Linked DNA regions of Homo sapiens: region 1 is linked to region 2. Evidence: read pairs that join two places in POLR2A ChIA-PET (ENCODE). Cell type or tissue: OCI-LY7. All regions are shown on one strand.

Region 1 (2,500 bases), 280 kb after region 2:
AGGTCGCACCACTGAGAGAGACCCTGTCTCAAAAAAAAAAAAAAAAAAAAAAAGAGAGAGAACTAGAAAAAAAGTTTTAAAAACATCTGTTTGAAGGGATTAGTGAGTTTCCAAAACAATGAAAATTACCAAAATTTAGAAAGGAGGGACCATATCAAGCCCATTAGGATGGTTATTATTTTAAAAATTATCGAAATATAAAAAGGAGAGAAGCCAGCAGAGATGAGCCCAGCATTTGGAGCACTTTTCTTTCCTTTTTTTTTTTTTTTTTTTTTTTGACAGTGTCTCACTCTGTCGCCCAGGCTGGAGTGAAATGGTATGATCTCGGCTTACTGCAACCTCTGCCTCTCGGGTTCAAGCAATTTTCCTGCCTCAGCCTCCTGAGTAGCTGGGACTACAGGCACACGCTACCACGCCCAGCTAAGTTTTGTATTTTTAGTAGAGACGGGGTTTCACCATGTTGGCCAGGATGGTCTCGATCTCCTGACCTCGTCTACTTGAAGTGACTGTGAACTCTGAAAGTGGTGGAGAAAATAAGCAAAGCTTTCAGTGGACTCATGCAACTAAACAGACAAAAAATGAATTTCAGAGCATGCCCAGGAGAAGCTGTGGCAAAAGATTTTGGCTGGGACCCTGAATGAATGAACAGTTAAGAACTGAGCCACAGCCAGGCGTGGTGGCTCATGCCTATAATTCCAGCACTTTGGGAGGCTGAGGCAGGTGAATCACGAGGTCAGGAGATCAAGACCATTCTGGCTAATACAGTGAAGCCCCATCTCTACTGAAAACACACACAAAAAAACGCCAGGTGAGGTGGCTCACGCCTGTAATCCCAGCACTTTGGGAGGCTGAGGCGGGTGGATCATGAGATCAGGAGTTCGAGACCAGCCTGGCCAAGATGGTGAAACCCCATCTCTACTAAAAACAGAAAAATTAGCTAGGCGTGGTGGCGCACGCCTGTTGCCTCAGCTATTTGGGAGGCTGAGGCAGGAGAATCACTTGAACCCAGGAGGCGGAGGCTGCGGTGAGCCAAGATCGTGCCATTGCACTCCAGGCTGGGTGACAAGAGCGAAACTCTGTCTTGAAAAAAAAAAAAATTAGCCAGATGTGGTGGCACGTGCCTGTAGTCCTAGCTACTCTGGAGGCTGAGGCAGGAGAATCACTTGAAGCCAGGAGGCGGAGGTTGCAGCGAGCTGAGATCGTGCCATGGCACTGCAGCTTGGGCAACAGAGTGAGACTCCATCTCAAAAAAAAAAAAAAAAAAAAAAAAAAAAAGAACTGAGCCAGACCATACAAGAACTGAAACCCATATTCAAATTATTTCAATCCCTTAATGTAGGGGTTGGCAAACTACAGCCCATAACTTACACTGATTATCCTTTAGATACATTTATAGCAGAAAATCCAATCTTCCAATGGTCTCCAGTGCACAAAAGGCCTCCAAAATCCTTTAACATTAGCTCCCAACAGTCCCTAGTTTCTCATAGACATTTCTCTTTTAACTCTATGACCCCATATAACACTCAAATTCAACCAACCAGACTACATCAAATCAAGAAAGAATTTGGGTGGCAGAAACTTACAACCACTTGTAGTTTAAATTATTAGCCAATAGTGTAACTACATTATCTAATGCATGCCTTAGCAAACTATGGACTAAGATTAAATCTAGTAAGCTGCCTATTTTTGTACATAAAGTTTTACTGGGTCAATCTTACCATGTGACAGGGTTGAGTAGTTATGCTGCAGAGCTTAAAATGTTTACAAAATTGATAAACATAAAAACAACCCAATTAAAAAATGGGAAAAGAACATTAATAGACATTTTTCCAAAGAAGATACACAAATGGTACATAAGTACATGACAAAATGCTGAGCATCATAAGTCATTAGAAAAATACATGCAAATCAAAATCACAACGAGATACCACTTCATACCCTTTAGGATGACTATTATTTTAAAAAATGAAAAATAACAAATGTGGAGAAACTGGAACCCTTGTACACTGCTGGTGGGAATGCAAAATGGTGCAGCCCCTATGGAAAACAGGTTGGCAGTTCAAAAATTTAAACAGAAAGTTACCATATAATTCAGTAATTCTACTCCTAGGTATATATCCAAAAGTATTGAAAGCCGGGACTTAAACAGATATTTAGACCAATGTTCATAGCCACATTATTCACAATAGATGGAAACAATCCAAATATCCATTAATAAAAAACGTGGGCTGCACACAGTGGCTCATGCCGAGGCAAAAGTGGACTGACTGAGCCCAGGAGTTAGAGATGGTGAACCACATGGTGAAACCCTATCTCTACAAAAAGTACAAAAATTAGCCAGGCATGATGGTGCACACCTGTGGTCCCAGCTACTTGGGAGGCTGAGGTGGTAGGACTGCTTGAGTCCAGGAAGAGGAGGCTGCAGTGAGTTGATTGTGCTACTGCACTCTAGCCTGGGTGACAGAGCAAGACCCAATGTCAGAAAAAAAAAAAGCAGGGG
Region 2 (2,500 bases):
TACAACTATCTTAACTTCATTCTGACATTTAGCCACACCAATACACTAAAAGATATTTATCCAAACACAGATTACTGTATATTTGTTACAAACATTTATATTTCCATCTACATCTGCCTATCCTCTATGTATAAACATTTAGTGAACATTTTTTAAAGTAATCACGAGGAGTGTGGCAATATTGACCAAGCAGCCAAGAGACTCAAAGGAATTAGCATTTGCTGAGCATCCCCTATTTTACATTTGTCATGCACTGTTAGGCACTTTTAACATGTTTGACCACTTAGTCTTCCCCACCATCCTATTAAACATTAATCTTAATTTACAGATGAGGAAGCTGAGGTTCAGGAGGTTTAAGTAGTGAGTTCATAAAAGAACTAAAATTCAAAATTCAGGACTACCTAACATAAAGCGCATGCTCTCTCCACATAATCTCAAAAAAGCTTATAAAAAAGACAAACGGTATAAAATGTACTACACTGGGGAGGGGCATTATTTCAGGAAGTAAGAGAAATCATCACCCCCAGTAATTAAGTAAGAGAACACCTTAACAATATCTTACTCTCACAAAAAAGCAAAATCTAGATGGGTTCTGTAGGATGGTGGAAAGTGGTAAATCACAAAAAAACCTTAGGAAGTTCAAAGTTCAGTTTAAGTCCAAAAACTGAATATAAAAAAAGCTTTAAGTAAAAAAGAAAAAAAAAGCAAGGTTTTCTTGTTTTTGTTTGTTTGTTTGAGACAGAGTCTTGCTCTGTTGCCCAGGCTGGCACAATCACAACTCACTGAAGCCTCAACCTCCCAGGTTCAAGCAATCCTCCCACCTCAGCCTCCCGAGTATCTGGGACTACAGGTGTGCACCACCATGCCCAGCAAATTTTTTTATTTTTTTCTAGAGACAAGGTCTCACTATGTTGCCTAGGCTGGTCTCCAACTACTGGGCTCAAGCGATCCTCCTGCCTCAGCCTCCCAAGGTGCTGGGACCCCAGGCATGAGCCACAGCACCAGGCCAAAAGCAAGGTATTTACAGGGAATTAAAGTAGATAAGACAAACATTTTTGGGGCACTTGTCTGGTAAGTACACTGCTGCAAACACTTTACATGCATAATCACTTAATTCTCACAATTAGTACAATTATCCTCATTTTGCAAATAAGGAAACTGGAACAGAAATATTAAATAATTTAGTCAAGGTGTTTAAAAATTTAGACAGGTGTTTAAAAATTAAAATAATTCTGTGTAATGGGATGAATTTAAAAAAAAAAAAATTTTTAAGACACTGGGATCTTAACCCAAGCTATCTGTGTCCAGAACCAAGCTCCTTTCTAACTATTATGCTAAATTTCATGAACAAACAATAGCTAGGGTGAAGGACATATCTAGTAATATGAACAGTATGGTCAAGTGGTGTGTAGCTTTTTTATTTTTAAAACCCAAAGTCAGGCTGGGTGAGGTGGCTCATGCCTGCAATCCCAGCACTTTGGGAGGCCGAGGCAGGCAGATCATGAGGTCAAGAGATCGAGACCATCCTGGCTAACATGGTAAAACCCCATCTCTACTAAAAATACAAAAAAAAATTAGCCGGGTCTGGTGGGGGGCACCTGTAGTCCCAGCTAGTTGGGAGGCTGAGGGAGGAAAATGGTGTGAACCTGGTAGGCGGAGCTTGCAGTGAGCCGAGATCACACCACTGCACTCCAGCCTGGGCGACAGAGCGAGACTCTGTCTCAAAAAAAAAAAAAAACAAAGTCAGCAAATAAACATATAAAAAGAGACAAATAAGCATATGAAAAGATGCTCAACATCATGTCATTAGGAAATTACAATTTTAAAAAAGGAGATACCACTACACAACTACTAAAACGGCCAAAATATAAAACCCCCAAATGCTGGTGAGGAAGTAGAACATTCATTGCTGATGAGAATACAAAATGGTACACAGCCACTAAGAGTCTGTCAGTTTCTTACAAAAGTAAACATACTCTCACATGCAACCCAGCAATTGAGCTCCTTAGTATTTACCCAAATGATTTGAAAACTTATGTCTACACAAAAACCTGCACACAAATGTTTACAGCAGGTTTATTCATAATTGCCAAAACATGGAAGCCAGCAAGATGTCCTCCGGTATGTGAATGGATAAACTGTGCTACATCCAGACAATGGAATATTATTTAGCGCTAAAAAGGAATGAGCTATCAAGCCATGAAAAGACAAGGAAGAACTGTAAATGCATATAGATAAAGAAGGCAACCTGAAAAGTCTACAAACGGTATAAATACAACTATGACATTCTGAATAAGGCAAAACTATGAAGACAGTAAAAAGATCAGTGGTTGCCAGCAGGGAGAGGGGAGGGAACAGTTGGGGGGAAAAGGAAGGGAAGGATGAATAGGCAGAGCAGGGGATCTTTAGGGTAGTGAAACTATTCTTTATGATAGTACAATGGTGGATACATGTCACTATACATTGTCCAAACCCACAGCCTGTACAACACCAAGAGTAA

What was found. Peaks named below come from ENCODE experiments on the same cell type or tissue, not always from the same donor. Only the 100,000 strongest peaks of a DNase experiment are listed, where the experiment ranks them.
Region 1: POLR2A ChIA-PET joins it to region 2 with 5 read pairs; 2 of 35 experiments call an interaction of 5 or more read pairs at or near these places.

What each region holds. Positions count from the first base shown.
Region 1 is chr2:32,079,559-32,082,058 of GRCh38, reverse strand. The region is part of intron 1 of SPAST (spastin); the gene reads right to left. Among named protein-coding and RNA genes, the nearest start is that of SPAST, 17 kb to the right of the region's middle. In OCI-LY7, no CTCF peak of the experiment used is centred here; a DNase peak (open chromatin) is centred at 1,288; H3K4me3 peaks cover 1,140 bases; H3K27ac peaks cover 1,212 bases.
Region 2 is chr2:32,361,557-32,364,056 of GRCh38, reverse strand. All of the region lies in intron 1 of BIRC6 (baculoviral IAP repeat containing 6), which reads right to left. Among named protein-coding and RNA genes, the nearest start is that of BIRC6, 5.8 kb to the right of the region's middle. In OCI-LY7, no CTCF peak of the experiment used is centred here; no DNase peak of the experiment used is centred here.